4 separate regions of the Homo sapiens genome follow, and all the other regions are linked to region 1. Evidence: chromatin contacts called from ENCODE Hi-C or POLR2A ChIA-PET data. All regions are on one chromosome and are shown on one strand. Each heading gives the region's core, a stretch centred on a gene start or an enhancer-like site at or near the end of the contact. The rest is flanking DNA. Distances are from core to core; before and after follow the strand shown. Region 1 holds the start of PIMREG (PICALM interacting mitotic regulator). Region 2 holds the start of RNF167 (ring finger protein 167). Region 3 holds the start of ZNF594 (zinc finger protein 594). Region 4 has its middle 20 kb from the start of SCIMP.

What was found. Hi-C counts contacts between places; a loop is a spot of excess contacts on that map. ChIA-PET counts read pairs that join two places held with the same protein, here RNA polymerase II (POLR2A). Pooled maps may share reads with other maps.
Region 2: a loop to region 1 is called in a pooled map, with 9 times the contacts of the local background. The contact joins the promoter of RNF167 here to the promoter of PIMREG in region 1. A Hi-C loop is called at or near these places in 2 of 37 single-sample maps with no recorded cell type and 4 of 50 pooled maps. POLR2A ChIA-PET finds 5 or more read pairs at or near these places in 1 of 52 experiments (OCI-LY7).
Region 3: a pooled map shows a loop between it and region 1 (5-fold over the local background). The contact joins the promoter of ZNF594 here to the promoter of PIMREG in region 1. A Hi-C loop is called at or near these places in 8 of 50 pooled maps. POLR2A ChIA-PET finds 5 or more read pairs at or near these places in 2 of 52 experiments (HCT116 and activated T-cell).
Region 4: a pooled map shows a loop between it and region 1 (2.6-fold over the local background). The contact joins the enhancer-like site here to the promoter of PIMREG in region 1. A Hi-C loop is called at or near these places in 9 of 168 maps with a recorded cell type or tissue (HCT116, IMR-90, aorta and 6 more), 1 of 37 single-sample maps with no recorded cell type and 22 of 50 pooled maps. POLR2A ChIA-PET finds 5 or more read pairs at or near these places in 1 of 52 experiments (activated CD4-positive, alpha-beta T cell).

The regions. Positions count from the first base shown.
Region 1 is chr17:6,441,411-6,445,832 of GRCh38, reverse strand. It overlaps PIMREG (PICALM interacting mitotic regulator), which reads right to left and starts at 1,378. Exons shown (of 6, transcript NM_019013.3): 1 at 1,345-1,378; 2 at 429-757. The coding sequence starts at 722. All of the region lies in intron 2 of LOC107985017 (a long non-coding RNA gene), which reads left to right. RefSeq lists silencers at 1,129-1,356, 1,439-1,688, 1,919-2,068 and an enhancer at 1,420-1,998.
Region 2 is chr17:4,938,999-4,943,420 of GRCh38, reverse strand. RNF167 (ring finger protein 167) reads right to left here and starts at 3,153. Exons shown (of 10, transcript NM_015528.3): 1 at 3,061-3,153; 2 at 2,428-2,934; 3 at 2,264-2,344; 4 at 955-1,080; 5 at 757-844; 6 at 480-570; 7 at 137-242. The coding sequence starts at 2,511. SLC25A11 (solute carrier family 25 member 11) reads left to right here and starts at 3,375. Exons shown (of 8, transcript NM_003562.5): 1 at 3,375-3,605; 2 at 4,209-4,361. The coding sequence starts at 3,511. RefSeq lists enhancers at 2,246-2,375, 3,256-3,325, 4,042-4,422 and silencers at 2,709-2,903, 3,466-3,535.
Region 3 is chr17:5,189,392-5,193,813 of GRCh38, reverse strand. ZNF594 (zinc finger protein 594) reads left to right here and starts at 1,946. Exons shown (of 2, transcript NM_032530.2): 1 at 1,946-2,066. ZNF594-DT (ZNF594 divergent transcript) reads right to left here and starts at 1,807. Exons shown (of 6, transcript NR_152840.1): 1 at 1,651-1,807. RefSeq lists a silencer at 1,812-2,011.
Region 4 is chr17:5,252,757-5,257,178 of GRCh38, reverse strand. No RefSeq gene overlaps it. Among named protein-coding and RNA genes, the nearest start is that of SCIMP, 20 kb to the right of the region's middle. RefSeq lists an enhancer at 2,156-2,661. Within about 2 kb of position 2,063, at least 4 of the 41 ENCODE cell types and tissues checked have a DNase peak (open chromatin) inside an H3K27ac peak, as active enhancers do.

The DNA.
Region 1 (4,422 bases), core at 129-2,628:
ACACCTTGCTTTCCCTCAGCTCTAGGCCTGGACTTGCACTATTTCCCCTACCCTAAATACCCCTTGACCTTTGCTTCCCTGGGTGAACTCTGGAATCACCTCCTCTGGGAAGCCTTCACCGACTAAGCTTGCATTTGGTGAGCCTCACTATTGGTCACTTGCTTTGCAATTTCCTATCACGTACAGCTCTTATCACCTGGTATTGTGAGCATCTGTTTCCTCCAAGACATGCTTTCATTCACTCATTCAACTATTTGTTGAGCACCTATATGTGCCAGGAACTATCTGGGGTGGTGGGGAAACAGCAGTGAACTAACCAACGTCCCTGTTTTCATGAAGTCTATATTCTTGAGGCTCTTTGAGGGCAGGAACTGCCTGGCACCAAGGAAACACTCCATAAAAAAGATGATTAGTGTTGTCAGTATTACCTGGGACACGGCACCCAAAGCACTCTTAGCTGAGCGAGCTGCAGCCTGGAGGCCCTGCTGACCTGGCTCTGGGGTTTCCAGGCGTTTCCAGGAGGGCCCTGCGCGGAGGTTGAGGTTGACGGCTCTCAGGGGCAGCCTCCTTTGGAACTGTCTGCACAGGGACCCCAGGGCCCCTACAGAGGTCTCCTGATGGCTGACCACAGGCTGCAGCTCCTTGCTGTCCTCCAGCTGCTCCTGGTGCTGGAGAGATCTCCGGCGCACGGAGGTCCCCATGTTCTGCCACCGAGAAGCCATCTGCCTGGCCAAGAGTCTTCTCTGTCCACTAGACCCTGGGGAGGAGGGCGAAAGGCAGATCAGCAAGGCATTCCCCATACCCATTCCCAGGCCCCACAGAGACCCTGGACACAGGGGAAGAGACGGGATGCAGCGGGGTGGCGGGGGCGGGCGAGTTGGTAAGTGTGGGTGCAGGAAGGAGGATGCTTCCTGGAAGAGGGGCCTCGGGTCAGCAGCATTTCTGATGTCCCGCCCTTCAAGTTTCCAAAACAGCTGTCTTTTCATCCCAACCTCCTTCCTCTCTCTGGCTCAGGCGAGGAGGGGAGGCAGGGTCAAGACACGCCGTAGCCGAGCTTCAGCGCTGGGCCCAGGACACGATCACCATCTTCTTCACCAGCTCGCCCAGACCAAACGCGCACCCGCCCAGACCCCGGCCTTCCCACCAGACGCCCCGATTTCGATCCGACTTCTTGTGGTACCCAGACGACCCCACAGGCCGTGCGTGTCCGAACCTGATGCCCTCCCCTGTGAACAGAACCTGATGCCCTCCCCTCCGAACAAAAAAATTGTTTTGAGTCCAGATCGCGCCATTGCACTCCAGCCTGGGCAACAAGGGCGAAACTTGTGCCCAGCCCGCACTCACCCGACACCACTAAGGCCGAGCACAGCCGCAGCACAGCTGCTCCTCGCCCACCGCAGCCGATTTGAAACTCTGCGCGGCTCCGCCCCCGGCCCCGTCCTCACAGCTGATTGGTTCCGTCCCCGCCCCCGCCACCGCCACCGCCCCGGGGATCCGATTGGCTCCCTCTCTCGCGGCTGCAAATGCTGCGCTTGGATTGGCCCGGCCGTGCCCATTCATCGCTCCGGCCCCCGCCCCGCCGCCAGCCTCGTGGCTCCGGGCTTTGTATCCTGCGTCCCGCTCGCGCCACTGCCCTTGCTAGCCCAGCCCCCGCGCATCGCACACCGGGTCCCCTCCCTGGAGCGCGCACAGGGTTCAGGCTGCTCTGACCCATGGGGTGGAGGCGGAGGTCCTGGGACCTAGGCCTCCTGGCTCAGGCCCCAGGCCCCAGGCCCGGCAGCGGGCAGAGACCCCTCTCATCCTGCCAAGGGGTCTGGCTTTTCCTTCTTGCTCAGTGGTTTTGTCAGAAGGAGCCAGGGACTGGCAGTGCAGAGCCCTGGGTTCCCAGAGACGTTTTCTTTCAAATTTCCCTCCTGACCCTCCCTTCCTGTGACAAGACACTGTCCCTCTCTGAGTTCCCCATACTCGCCATCCACGCTCCGCCCTCCCTAGAAAACGCGTCCCGGAAGCGGGGATAGACCAGAGTACCGGTCTGCCCTCCACCCGTCTACACCGGCTCCCCGCCCCCGCCTTGCCCCACGCATCCCTCCCTCTCTCCAGCGGAATGCCTGCCTCTCTTCTCCTTAGCATCCAAACAAATGCAGCCATTATAAAGCTCTCTCCAGCTCATCTTTCTCCTTTCGGTGACCTCAGAGCAGTGCTGCCCACTCCCCCGGCTGGTTTCTTTGTTACTTCTCCGCACAAGAGCCTGAGATGATGGCTTCTTGAGACTCTGTCTTCAGCCCTCTCCGTTTCTGGGTGGTCTCACCCACTCCTTTGGCCTCAGTGATTTCCAAGGAAAGGATGATGATAATGATTAACGTGTATATGGCACTTAGTATGCACAGGTACCGGTGTTGCAGTTTATTAACTTACTTGATCCTCTGCTATGGTTTGAATGTGTCCCTCAAATTTCACATGTTGGAAATGTAATGCCCAAATTCATATATCGGTGGCATTTTTTGTTTGTTTTTGAGACGGAATTTCACTCTTGTTGCCCAGGCTGGAGTGCAATGGCATGATCTCGGCTCACTGCAACCTCCGCCTCCCAGGTTCAAGCGATTCTCCTGCCTCAGCCTCCCTAGTAGCTGGGATTACAGGTGCCTGCCACCACGCCTAGCTAATTTTTTGTATTTTTAGTAGAGATGGGGTTTCACTATGTTGGCCAGGCTGGTCTCGAACTCCTGACCTTAGGCAATCCACCCGCCTCAGCCTCCCAAACTGCTGGGATTACAGACGTGAGCCACCGTTCCTGGCTATCGGTGGCATTTTTTAAGACATATAAATTGTTATTTATTCAAATTATAGAATATTATACAGCACTGAAAAATAAGCAAATTGTAGCCAGATGGTGTAACTTAAGTCAATCTCAGAAATATGTTAGATTAAAAAAAAGCAATATGCAGACAAACATAAAGTATGACACTGTATAAATTCAAACGCAAAAAAGCTCAACAATATGGTTTAGGAATATGCACATACATTTGTGGACAAAGCTATTATGGAAAGCAAAGGAATTGAAACACCAAAATAAAATAAGTCGTCGTTTTTGGAAGGGTGGCAGGAGAAGAGGATGTAATGAGGAAAGGGCTCAAAGGACTTCAAAGATAATGTTCCATTTTGTAGGCTGGGTGGTGGCCACATGGATGTTTACTTTCTTCTTTTTTATTTTTTTTCTTTTAGACAGGATCTTGCTCTGTTGTCCAGGCTGAGGTGCAGTGGTACAATCATAGCTCACTGCAGTCTCAACCTCCTGGGCTCAAGCAGTCCTCCTGCCTTGACCTCCCAGAGTGCTGGGATTACAAGCGTGAGCCACCTTGCCTAGTCTTTATTATTCTTTAAACCATATATGTAAGTAATTTTATACGTATCACTTTATAAATGCGTGTGTATACACATACCTGTACATATATTATTTTCTAAGTATGAGCTACTTTGTAATTTTCTTTAAAATTTTTTTTAAAATTGACAAGTAATAATTAAACATTTATGGGGCACATAGTGATGTTTTGATACATATAATGTAGAGTGATCAGATCTGGGTAATTGGCATATTCATCATCTCAAACATTATCGTTTTTCTGTGTTGGTAAGAGTCAATATCTTCCTTCTAGTTATTCGAAACTATATATTATTGTTCACTCTAGTCATTCCACAGTGCTATAGAATACTAAGCTTATTACTCCTATTTAGCTGTAACTTTGTGTCTTTTAACAAATCTCTCCTATTCCTTCCTTGCACCTACCATTCCCAACGTCCAGTATGTTGATGAGGTGAGGCCTTTGGGAGGTAATTAGCATTAGATAAGATCAAACAGATGGGGCCCCCATGATGGTACTGGTGGCTTTAAAAGAAGGGGAAGAGAGACCCGAGCTGACAGGCACGCTTTTGCCCTCTCACCATGCGATGCCTTCTGCCATGTTACAACACAGCAAGAAGGCCCTTACCAGATGCCAACCAGATGCCAGTGCTATGCTCTTGAACTTCCCATCCTCCAGACCATGAGCTAAGTGTCTTTTCTTTATAAATTATGCAGTCTGTGGTATTCAGATATAACAACAGAAAACGGACTGACATCTTCATTGTACCTACACTTGATGAGGAAGCTGAGAATACAGAATTTGGTAGGGCCCAAATTTCACTCAGTTAGTCTACACCAGGGCCAAGGGTTCAAACTTCATCAGTCTAGGGCTAGGGTCCCTGTGCCTAACCACCACACCACACTGCCTTCCTCAGCCCCTAACACCTCCACCCCCAGCTTGAGCCTCTCATCTGACATGTATAGCCAACTACCTCCTGGGTCTCATCTCCTCTTGAATGCTGCAGGCATCTTAGATAAACACACCCTAGCTGAAGTCACCCTGGTCTCCTCAATCCTCCTCC
Region 2 (4,422 bases), core at 1,904-4,403, 1.5 Mb after region 1:
GGAAGCGGGGGTGGATGGACAAGGCTTAGGAACAAAACTAGACAATCTAGGACAAGCCACTCCCATCTCCCAACTCCAGATCCAGTCTGGCCTCACAGGCCTCAGTGCTTCCCATCATGTTCCCTCAGCTACTCACCATTACTGCTCCCATGGCCAAAACCAGCAGTCCCACAATCCCTGTGAAAGGGATGAGGTAATAGCCCAAGGGGAAGGTATTGTCTGGAACCAGAAGCACCCGAGCCCTGGGAAAAGGATGACCAGTCTCAGCAGGGCGAGAAAGGCAAAGGGAGAAAAAAAGAGGGACAAAGTAACTGGCTCTGGACAAAGCCCATAGGTGGGGACAGGAATGGGAAGAAAGTCAAAGAGGCAGGGAAGGAAGGACAGGAGGCTGAATGGTTCGGGTAATGAGGAGGCCTGGGCTCCAGGTTGGCATGGAACTGCTTGCTGAAGGAAGAATGGGAAGGAGGCACATGTCCTACCCCTTCTCGTAGACAAAGAGGGCACGCAGGTACTCGGAGCTTCTCTCCCCAATAAATACAGACGGGATCCAGATCTGCTGCTGGATTTCCTCTGCAGGGATCAAGGTGTTACTCTGGGGACTCACAACCTTCTACTCAAATCCTCTGGGAACCCTGGCATCTTGCACTTTGGCCCCACCCCACCTAAAGGATTGGCTTCTTTTCCTGAGGCCTTCAGCCTTCCCACCATCTCTGGGTCCTACTGAAAGCCCAGCTGTATAGATTCCCCCAGCCTTACCACTATTCCACACCATGTTCAGAAGTTCATTGGAATTCACATTGTGTACTACAGCGGCACCATATCCAGCCTTCTGGGCATTTAGGACCTAGGGAGACAAGGCAGAGGACAAGGAGCCATCATGGGCCTTACCTGTCTTCATTCCTGGTGCCTTTTTTTTACCCTCAGCTGCCCAGCTCCCCTTCCTCATTCAGCAACCTTGAGGTCAAAGTTGCAGTCGAATCTTCGAAGCAGCGCAATAAAGACTGACCCATTGACCGGGGCTGGGGGTGGTGGGGCAATGGGGCTGCAGGCATTGTCTGGGTGAGCCTCCACAAGGAACCCCTGAAGGATGGAAGCAAACAACAGTGAGATTTCTCCTTTCTAGATTCTGCTCTCTACAGGGGCCACCAAACACACCAGCCCACATGCTGCACATCCTCTATCCTCACTTCCTCCTCCTTCCTGGGGTCTGAGTGAGCATCCCACCATCACAACCTTCTCTTAGCCTCTTGAAAAGGCAATGACATAAAACATCCCTTCACCAAACTCTCCCATCATCCCTCTCGCTGTCCCAGATGGGCTAATCTGTACCCTATACTGCAAGCTAATGCAATTATTTTTGCCTTCTAATATTCCAATTGTAATTCAATTCTCAAACCACCCATGTCACTTTCTCTCAAGTTCTGTTTCACAGTCCCCTCTCCAGCACATACTCATACAGACACACTCCCCTCCCTTCAGTTTTCTTTTTGTTTTTCTTTTTTTTGAGATGGAGTCTCGTTTTGTCACCCAGGCTGGAGTGCAGTGGCGCGATCTCGGCTCACTGCAACCTCCACCTTCCGGTTTCAAGTGATTCTCCTGCCTCAGCCTCCCAAGTAGTTGGGACTACATGCGTGCACCATCACGCCCAGCTAATTTTTGCCATTTTAGTAGAGATAGGGTTTCTCCATGTTGGCCAGGCTGGTCTTGAACTGGGATTACAGATGTGAGCCACCGCGCCCGGCCTCTTCAATTTTCTAATTACCCATCTCACAAACAACTCGACTGCTACTAAGGCCCAACTGAGTTCTTGCTATGTGGCAGTCTTTGGGATGAAATACTACCAAAATTGCGTATCTACTTTGATCTTCACAATAACCCTAGGAAAACTTCTAATATCCCATTTTACAGTAAAACAAACTAAGGCTCAGAGAGATTAACTTGCCCAAAGTCATATAAGCAATAACTAGCACCTGAGACCTTCCTGATAAGGACCGTTGATCCTGCCTTCTGTCTTCGTCCACTTTCAGTCTCCCTGATAACCTCGGAGTTCCAGGGGTGGACACTCTGTCTTCTCCCTCTAGATTCTGGGTTCTACACTAGACGTGCTCAGTTCCTAACTTCATTTTCCTACCTCCAGTTTCACCCAGGACAAACCTCCCCAACCCCAGCCTAGGATGGAGGATCTTGCGAAATACTAAAAAAAGAAAAAAGACAGAAAAGGAAGGAAGGGAGGGAAGGAGGAAAAGAAAAGAAAGAAAATCACCTGGAGGCCCTCCTGGCTCAAGGTAGCCCCAAACAGAGCTGGAAGGTCTGCAAAGTCCATGCTGGCATTGTGGTCCGAGGTCTGCGGACAAAAAAGGCGATGTTCCCCTTCAGCCTGCAACCCTTCCTTTCAGCGCCCTTTCCCCATCCGTCCCTCAGACTCACCGCTCGAATGAGCCCCCGGGTCGGGGCCGCTCCCCACAGCACAGCGGCCACAACCACAGGAAGCGGGAAGGCTGCAGGGTGCATGGCAGCGGGAGGAAAGAGGCTGAGGAGGCCGCGCGTCCTGGTAGCAAGGAGCAGAAGCGGAGTTCTGCGCCCTCCCTGCCCCTCCTTTAGGATCCCAGGGGTCCAACCACCCCCAGGTCCCACTTCCCAGCTACATGGGGGCGCCGGGGAAGGAACACCAACTCAAAGAATGAGATATCCAACCCGTTTAGTGGAGCTGGGTGGGAGGCACTAAATGTATCCTTTTCTGGTACGGGGATAAAACGCGGAAAGGGGACGGAGCCTAACACAGGTGACAGAAAAACTTCGGGAAGGGTGGCGGAGCTCAAGGAGGTGGGACTTCCTGCTAGGTGGGCCGTGTTCCCAGCCTCTGGAAAAGGGCTTCCGGTAGAGAAAATCAGGCCGCTTTCAGCATTGGATGCTTGAGATGAAGGACTTCCGGTCCTAAAAGGCCGGTTAAAAAAAGGTTAGCGATGGAGGGACTGCCTGTGGAGATGGAAGGGGCACTGGTGGCCCAGAAGACGACCTAATAAAAGTGCCCGGAAACCCGGAGCCTCCTAGTTTACAAACCTCTCCTCCCTCTGGCCTCCGCCGCTCCTTCAAATCTCGCGAGAGTGCTCACCACCTCTCCCGTCCCCTCGCAGCTGAATAGTTGCTGTGTCTATCGCGAGAGCGCTCCAACTTGGCGAGCCGTACTCACTCGATCTCGCGAGACCTTCAAACAAACTCTTCTCTATTTTCCCGCGATTCTAATTCGGTGAAAACAGCGCCTTTCCTCTGGTTTCCAAATCAGTTACGCCCCTTCTCGCACGCTTCCATCAAGCTCCTCCTTCAGCTCCGCCTTACTCCCGGCCGCCTTTGCGCTGCGCGCCTGCGCCCGCGCCGGCTTCCAGCGGGTGTCGGACCTGAGAGCTGGAGGGGCGTGCGCGCGCCCTCGCTCTGTTGCGCGCGCGGTGTCACCTTGGGCGCGAGCGGGGCCGCGCGCGCACGGGACCCGGAGCCGAGGGCCATTGAGTGGCGATGGCGGCGACGGCGAGTGCCGGGGCCGGCGGGATAGACGGGAAGCCCCGTACCTCCCCTAAGTCCGTCAAGTTCCTGTTTGGGGGCCTGGCCGGGTAAGCTCAGGCCCCAGGGATGGGAAAAGAGGAGGAAGGGAAGGGCAAAAGGAACCGGGCCCGGTTCATCTCTGGGTCTGTTGCAGTGAACTGTGCCGGCACGGGGTCAGCGCGATCTCCAGCGTATTGCGAGTTCCCCGATGGGCTGCTAGGGCCCCATTGCAGGACCCTTATGGACTGCATGCAGGGTCGTTGCACAACCCCCGCCGGGCCAGCTGAGTTTCCCAGCGCATTGCTAAGCTCGGCCGGGCGGCAGGGGGTTCCAGGCCATTAAATGGCTCCTGCAGGACTACCTGGAGTCCTAAATCTTGGATGCCCCTTCCTCCCCTCCCTGTGTCGGACTGCGTGCAGCCCCAGGTCACTGCTTGACTGTCATGAAGCTGCTTGGAGCACTTTCATTGCATGGCCCCTACTGGACAACTAGACTTTTCAGACCCGTTGCACTTGGTGTACATATAGACTCTTATACACATGCTCACCAGCATCCTGATTCTTGAATCGCATGGCAGGCCCTGACCTTTGTAACCTCTTGCTGCCAGGCTCCAGTGGGCACTGGTAGATCTGGAATGCCTGGCCCTTCACTCCACCTCTGTCTTCCCCCAGGATGGGAGCTACAGTTTTTGTCCAGCCCCTGGACCTGGTGAAGAACCGGATGCAGTTGAGCGGGGAAGGGGCCAAGACTCGAGAGTACAAAACCAGCTTCCATGCCCTCACCAGTATCCTGAAGGCAGAAGGCCTGAGGGGCATTTACACTGGGTATTGGGGCCTCAGGATGGAGGGTAGACTGTGGGTTGGCAGCTCTAGACCTTGGCCTGAT
Region 3 (4,422 bases), core at 697-3,196, 1.3 Mb after region 1:
TAAGTTATAGGGTACATGTGCACAACGTGCAGGTTTGTTACATAGGTATACATGTGCCATGTTGGTTTGCTGCACCCATCAACTCGTCATTTACATTAGGTATTTCTCCTAATGCTATCCCTCCCCCAGCCCCCCACCCCCCACCAGCCCTGGTATGTGATGTTCCCCACCCTCTATCCATGTGTTCTCATTGTTCAACTCCCACTTATGAGTTCTAACTCATTTTTGCCTCCCAGAGGATCCCGGTGTCTTAGCTGTGGATCTCTCAATACTTGCAGGTCACAGGGCCACAGAGGCTGGGCCTCTAGGAGCAGAGGACACGGAACAGTCTATTTTTTTTTTTATTTTTTTGAGACAGTGTCTTGCTCTGTTGCCCAGGCTGGAGTGAAGTGGTTCCATCTCGGCTCACTGCAACCTCCACCTCCCGGGTTCAAGCTATTTTCCTGCCTCAGCCTCCCGAGTAGCTGGAACTACAGGCGCCTGCCATCATGCCAGTTAATTGTTTTGCATTTTTAGTAGAGACGGGGGTTTCACCATGCTGGCCAGGCTGGTCTTGAACTCCTGAGCTCAAGTGATGCGGCCTCCTAGGCCTCCCAAAGTGCTGGGATTACAGGTGTGAGCCACCGTGCCCTGCCTTAAAAACCCATTTCTAAATTCCAAAGAGTAACTTCTATTAGTGCACTCTTATTAAGAGAGGTAAAGCAAAAGGAACTATAAAAGCAACTATAATTGAAGTCTATTTGAGACATGGCTCAGTATTTCAATGAAAATGTAACACAGTCAATGAAATACTATCTCAAATGTAGTTGTGCAAATTAAGGAATAGTTGGTAGTAGCTGCATTTACAAATTCAAGAGTGAAACGTGCATAATTCGTGCAACCCAAAGTTTGGGACAGAGAGATATGAGAAGCCAAAGTGACTAGTGCACTGACAGTTTTGCTTCGGAAAGGCTTGGGGTTGGACATCTTACATCTTTACATACATATATAACCCTTACCACGATCCTACGCTACGCGAACCAACATCATCTCCATAGTAATAACTAATATGTATCTGGCCTTCGCCACATGCAAACTTCACATACATATGTCAGTGAGGTCGGTCCTATTATTTACCTCACTTTACAAATGAAGCAACGGAGGCGCGAAGAAGCTATTAATAGGTAACTTGTTCAAAGTCACATAGCCCCTAAGTGGTGGGGCAAGGATTCTGAGTGTCTGACTTTCTCACTTCGGAACTTACACTTTTAAACATTAAGCTGTCCTTGTTGGGATCTGTATCGCCTAGCCTTTGACCGGGCATTGCAAATAGAAGTCATCAATGAATGAGACCACAAATGCATGCAGGGAACAATAACAAAAGATGAAAACAGAACAGGCAGAACAGGAGTTCGAGACTAGCCTGGCCAACATGGCGAAACCCCGTCTCTACTAAAAATACAAAAATTAGCAGGGCGTGGTGGTGGGCGCCTGTAATCCCAACTACTGGGGAGGCCGAGGCAGGAGAATCGCTTGAACCTGGGAGATGGAGGCTGCAGTGAGCCGAGATCGCGCCATTGCACTCCGGCCTGGGCGAAAGAGCGAGACTCCATCTCAAAAACAAAACAAAAGGGCAGAACAAAAACGTAGTTACTTGAAGGGGTCACTCACCCCGGACCCGACCGTGCCACAGCCCCGACGCCACGCATGTCTAGGACCAGCTGAGGACGCGGCCTCTCGGCGGTAACCTTGGTAACCAGCCAGCGCGCCGCTGGCCCTCCGGAAGTCAGACTCCGCCGGGCTGAGCCGAGCTACGCCAGCGCCGACTGGCGTCGTGGAGGAGTCTGCGCAGAGGAGACACCTGATCCGGTGGGAGACGGCCAGGGGAGCGCGCGCGGATTGGCTGGAGCCGACGGGGGACGGCTGGGCGGGGCGCGGACTGGGGGACCGCAGTCCCGGGGAGCGCACCGGAAGTTCTCGCCTGGCCCAGGCGCGGGGTCCAAGATGGTGGCGCTAGGAGCCGCGACCCAGTGATAGCGGCCGTGGAGGGGCCCCCGACCGAGCGGGAGGTTGGGGGTAGCCTGGAGGTGAGACCCCGCTGCGTTCACAGAGCTGGCGGCCGCGGCGCCTGCGTCCACCGGCAAGCGAGGAGTGGAGCAGAGCTCATATGCCTATGGGGAGAGGCCTGGGGGACCGCAGGAGGATGTAGGCGCCGGGTGCGCATGACTGGGCCTTCTTGCTCTCGGTCGGCTTCTTGGTCTCGGCGTGCCCCATTCCCGGCCCTGTCCCGCTACTCTTGCCTGTTCCAGTTCCCTCCTGTGGGTACCGCTAACGGCATCTTCCCGAGGCCCAGAATCCACCGTCAGGCATAAATTGATTATTCCTCGCCCACATCTGTGCCAGGTATATTTGTATATGTAACCAAATCTGGTTTTTGCATCCCACGAGTGACCCCGCTGGGGAGGCTAGACTAAGCCACAGGAATGAACTGTATTGTTCATATATGTTCTACTACTCAGTCTAAAATATTAGGACTGTTAGAGTTCAAACAAGGGAGGGATTTAGGTGGGCTGGTCTCTTTGTAAGGGTCTACATTGCTTTTAGGAGCAGCTTCTATTGTGACCAAGCGAGTTACAGAGAAACGCCACACTTTGAGACAAATTAAAGAGTCCTTATTAGCCGGCAACCGAGAGGCAGCTAGCGCCCAAAATTTTCTCGGCCCTGAGGAAGGGGCTAGTTTTGTTTTTATACCGTGGTCTAAATAGGGGAGGGGGGATTTTAGCTGAAGCAATTTTTACAGAAGCAGAACTGGCAAAAAGTTGAAAAATTAATTGGTTACAAATGCAGTTACAAAATATAAACAGTTCCAATTGCACGGGCTTAAACTATCACAAAGAGATAAATGCAGGGGTTTTGCTTGCCATCCACCGAGCGCGTCCCCAGGAGCTGCTGGTGCAGCTTGCCTCAATATCTTATCAGTAGGTGCATTCCTGGACGTGCTTTGAGTCAGTTTACACTAGCTATGCCTTAAGGGAGGGAGGTGAAAGGGGGCTGCCAGTGGAGAAACTAAAATGGAGTCTGTCCGGCTCTCTCTCTGCTAGGAGAGAGTCACTCAGGTTAAAACAAAGTAGGGTATCACACTTCAAAAGTCATTTCTTTTGGGAAGCCTTCCCGGATTGCCACCGCAGCGCTTTTAGCATCTAATTCATAGGCTCTTACTACCTTGTTTCATGTGTGAGTCTTCCTCTAGGCATAGATTCTTTGTTTAGCTTCACCTAATGCGTGCCCATGAATGTGAATTAAAAAGGATTGACATAGTTAAAAGATACTAAGAACTGGGCATGAAATAGTGGCATTTCTTAAGTTAAAAAATAGTGGCCCCTAGGCCAGCTTTGAGTGTAGACACATTTTCTTGGCTCATGCTGTTTGTTTTTATTTGAATTAATGGCCAACTTCCTTTTTTTTCTTAAGACAGAGTCTCGCTCTGTCAACAGACTAGAGTGCAGTGGTGCGATCTCGGCTCACTGCAACCTCCGCCTCCCAGGTTCAAGCGATTCTCCTGCCTCAGCCTTCCGAGTAGCTGGGACTACAGGCATGTGCCACCACGCCCAGCTAATTTTGTATTTTTAGTAGACACAGGATTTCTCTCCATGTTGGTCAGGCTGGTCTCGAACTCCCAACCTCTGGTACTCTGCCTGCCTCAGCCTCCCAAAGTGCTGGAATTACAGGTGTGAGCCACTGCGCCCGGCCTGTGTTTGCTCTTTTCTTTAGGAACACTAATTATATGTATTTGATTATCTTTCTTTAGTTACTGGTTTTCTCTGTAATCACATTTGTATTCATTTCATTTTTTATTATTTCTCCAGGCCTCATTGTGACCTTGTAGTGATTATTTTTGTTGTTCCTTATGTGAATTTCATCTACATAATGCTTTTTATTTGCCCTTCCATTTCTTTCCTCAGCATTGTCAAATCACTTCTCACTACTTTTTATTGTTTTCTAATCTAATTTGTTTTTGGCCAGGCATGGTGGCTCATGTCTGTAATCTCAGCACTTTGGGAGGCTGAAGAATCCCTTGAGGCCAGGAGTTTGAGACCTGCCTGGGCAACATAGCAAGACCTTTTCTCTACAAAAAAATTATTTAAACTAGCTGGGTATGGTGGTGTGCCTATGGTGTCAGGCTGAAGTGGGAGGATTGCTTGAGCCCAGGAGTTTGAGGTTGCAGTGAGCTATGATTGCACCACTGCACTCCAGCCTGGGTGACAGAATGAGAGCATGTATGAAAAAAACAAAACAAGCTGGGCACAGTGGCTCACGCCTGTAATGCTAGCACTTTGGGAGGCTGAGGCAGGAAGATCCCTTGAGGCCAGGAGTTCCAGAACACCCTGGACAACACGGCAAGCCCCATCTCTACAAAAACTTAGCCATGTGTGCTGCAGCATG
Region 4 (4,422 bases), core at 814-3,313, 1.2 Mb after region 1:
TTCACCTTCAGTATATAGTCTGTCCTGAGAAAAATAATAATAGTCGTATGAGTAATTATAAACAAATAATTGGAATAGTTGGCAGCGTGTGCTCAAAAATGTTTTGTTGTTAGTGGTAAAATCACCTAACTCAGGAGATCATTCCAATGCCTGCAAATTTCTTAATGAATCCAGGACTATTTTTTAAAACATTTTTTATTTTTTGAGATAGGGTCTCACTCTGTTGCCCAGGCTGGAGTGCAGCAACTTGATCATAGTTCACTGCAGCCTCCAACTCCTGGGCTCAAGTGATCCTCCCACCTTAGCCTCCTGAGCAGCTGGGACTACAGGTGCATGCCACCACACTCAGCTAATTAAAAAAAAAATAGAGACAAGGTCTCAAAATCCTAGGCTCAAGCAATCCTCCTGCCTTGGCCTCCCAAAGTGCCAAAACTATTCTTGATCCCAGCACAATGTGTGACCCAGAGTAGGTCCTTAATAAATATTTGTTCAGGCCGGGAGCGGTGGCTCACACCTGTAATCCCAGCACTTTGGGAGGCCGAGGTGGGCAGATCACGTGAGGTCAAGAGTTCGAGACCAACCTGGTCAACATGGTGAAACCCCATCTCTACTAAAAATGCAAAAATTAGCTAGGCGTGGTGGCAGGCACCTGTAATCCCAGCTACTCAGAAGGCTGAGGCAGGAGAATCATTTGATCCCAGGAGGCGGGGGCTGCAGTGAGCTGAGATCACGCCATTGCACTCCAGCCTGGGTAACAGGGTGAGACTTTGTCTCAATCAATCAATCAATCAATCAATATTTGTTCGGTGAGTTAGTGAGTGAATGAAGGCATTCAAGATTAGGAACTTGCCAGTATGCCCAGCCTTGCCTCACCTCATCCCGGCCCCCAATGCCATTTCACCCTAAGTGCCCAATATCCAGACTGCTTACTGCTCCCTCAGAGTCTTCCCAGCCCATCTGTCCGACCCTGGCACACCTCTCTCAGCTTATTCCTACAAACCCTTTGGGACTTGAGTGTGAATGGAATCTTTTCTAACAAACCTTCCCTGACCCAACCTCTGCCAGATCTGGGCTGAAGACCCCTTTGGAGCCCTTTTCATATTGTTCGTAATTTTTAGTTTTATTTTTTGGGGCCCACTCCTTGAAGGCAGGATGTAGGTCTGCCACCAGAGTTTCTTTTTTTTTTTTTTTGAGACAGAGTCTGGCTCTGTCCCCCAGGCTGGGGTGCAGTGGCACAATCTCAGCTCACTGCAACCTCCACCTCCCCGGTTCAAGCGATTCCCCTGCCTCAGCCTCCTGAGTAGCTGGGATTACAGGCATGCGCCACCACACCCAGCTAATTTTTGTATTTTCAGTAGAGACGGGGTTTCACCATGTTGGTCAGTCTGGAGCCACCAGGGTTTCAATGAATATTTGCTGGATGAATAAATAAATGGAAGAAAGAATGAAACAGTTGGCTTGGGCATGGTATTCAGGCACAAGTTTACTATTATGATGTCAATCAAAGGCTCGCAGATTCCTCATTAGGTAGAATAAAGTTTACAGGAACCCATCCCTTACTGATGTTAGTCATTTTTCAAGGCTCTAAACTTTGCCTCTGGCCTTGGTTTTGGCACCCATCTTTCTCTGGACCAAGCTGTCTCCTACCACACACCCCTCTTCTCCCTTCCCCTTCTCTCTGTCATCAGATTGCAAGCTTGTACCCTGAGGGCTGTCTCAGGCAGCAAGGATCTGGATCTACAGGCTTGGTGAAGGCACAATTCCTAGTCTCTTGCCTTGAGCACACACAGGAAGTCAGCCACCCAGCCACAGTTATATTTAGATTCCTGTCACCTGATGGGGTCATCTGTTAATCAGGGCATAGTGGTAGGTGCAGCATTTTGGGAGTAAACTGAGGTAGGACCAAGGTAGAGAGGAAGTGAGCAGAAAAGTCAGGTACTGACTCCAGGCTCTTTGGCAGGATGAATATTCATGGCTTACATTACACCTAGAGAGATAGAAGGCAGACCAAAGGAGGAACTTGACTTGAGAGAGAAAACAGTTCTTGGCTTGGGCAGGGTAACGGTGGTGCCCCTGAGAGCAGCAGGAAGAGCTGGCCCCTTGGGGCCTCTTGCAGTCCTGAAGGCCAGTTGGGTGCAGGAGCAGGAGCACGGGCCCCTTTGCTGAGTGAGCGGGGCCGAGTGAGTGGTTTTTTTCCATAGGCAGGAATACCCAGCTGCGGTCAGCAGAAAGAGCTGTGGTCACAGGACCCTGTACACAGGGTAGAAACCAGAAAGAAGCAGACATAGCAGGAATTTTTTTTCAAGCTTCCAAGAGCCTTCTCTGCCCTCGATTTGGTTTATCAAATGACTGCTTTGGGAGCTGGGGGACGGGCCCTAAATTGTCATGGATCCAGTTGCTTCTCCCTCCTTTTCTTTTTCTAACCTCGCCTTCATTTCCAAATGACCCCCTTTTATTTCTAGAATCCACCCCCACCACTATAGTAGGTACCTTGCAAGGAGCTCCTGCCCACACTCCTTTCTTTGGCATCCAATCCATTCCAGATCCTGCTGACAGTGTTGGCTTCCCACAACCCACTCCTTTCTGAAATGCTCGGGTGCTGGCCCATCACCGGGGGATCGTCTACACCCCTCCGTCTGGCTTCTGAGTTCTCCATGTTCTGACTGACACTCACCCTTCCCAACCCCAGGCTCACCTTTCTTTCTTTTTTTTTTTTTTGACAGCTTTATTGAGTTATGATTGACATGAAATAAACCGCACCCATGGCCAGGCGAGGTGGCTCGTGCCTGTAATCCCAGCACTTTGGGAGGCTGAGGCGAGTGGATCACAAGGTCAGGAGATCGAGGCCATCCTGGCTAACATGGTGAAACCCCGTCTCTACTGAAAATGCAAAAAATTAGCCGGGCGTGGTGGCATGCGTCTGTAAACCTAGCTACTCAGGAGGCTGAGGCAGGAGAATTGCTTGAACCCAGGGGGCAGAGGTTGCAGTGAGCTGAGATCGCACCATTGCACTCCAGCCTGGGTGACAGAGCGAGACTCCATCTCAAAAAAAAAAAAAAATCAACTGACTATATATGTGCAGGTCTATTGCTTGACTTTCTTTTCTGTTTCACTGATCTATTTATGTATTACCTGCAACAATAACACATTGTTTTTTTTACTGTAGCTTTATGAGAATTCTTGAATCAAGTAGTAAGTCCTCCAACTTATTCTGCTTCAAAGTTATTTTGGCTATTCTAGGTACTTTGCATTTCTAAATAAATTTTAGAATCAGCTCATTCTACCAAATAAAGCCCACCAAGGTTTTGATTGGAACTGTGTTGATTTTGTAGATCAATTTGTGGAGAATTGAAATCTTACCAATATTGAGTCTTACGATCCATGAATATGATAGAACTTTCATTTATTTTGATTTTCTTTATTTCGATTTTCTTTATTTCTTTCTTAATTTTTTTTTGACAGAGTCTTGCTCTGTCACCCAGGCTGGAGTGCAGTGGCATGATCTCAGCTCACTGCAACCTCCGCCTCCCAGGTTCAAGCAATTCTCCTGCCTCAGCCTCCCCAGTAGCTGGGATTTCAGGCACGTGCCACCATACCTAGCTAATTTTTGTATTTTTAGTAGAGACGGATTTCACCATGTTGGTCAGGCTGGTCTCGAACTCTGACCTCAAATGGTCCACCGGACTTGGCCTCCCAAAGTGCTGGAATTACAGGTGTGAACCACAGCATCCGGCCCTTTTAGTACTTTTTAAATGTTGCTTTAGCATCTTCTGCATCACATTAACTCCCAAAAAGAAGATTGCTGTCATTTTTATATTTGTTTTTTTCTCTGGCTGCTTTTATATCTTCTCTTCATTGCTGTTTGTAAGTAGCCCGATTAAGATGCACCTTGGGCTGGGCGTGGTGGCTCACGCCTGTAATCCCAGCACTTTGGGAGGCCGAGGCGGGCGGATCATGAGGTCAGGAGATCGAGACCATCCTGGTTAACACGGTGAAACCCCGTCTCTACTAAAAAAATACAAAAAAATTAGCCGGGCATTGTGGTGGGCACATGTAGTCCCAGCTACTCGGGAGGCTGAGGCAGGAGAATGGCGTGAACCCAGGAGGCGGAGCTTGCAGTGAGCCGAGATCGCGCCACCGCACTCCAGCTTGGGTGACAGAGCGAGGCTCCGTCTCAAAAAAAAAAAAAAAAAAAAAGATGCACTTTGATTAGTGTTCTTCATGATTCTTGTGCTTTGGGTTCATTGAGCTTGCTGGGTGGGTGTATTATCTACGGGTGTATCATTCTCATCAAGTTAGGAAAAATTTTTCCCTTATTTCTTTGAATATATTTTTCTGTACCTCCTCCTTTTGGAAATGGAGTCTCGGTTATTGGAAACTCCAGTTACACGTACATTAGGCTTCTGGAAGTTATCCCCCAAC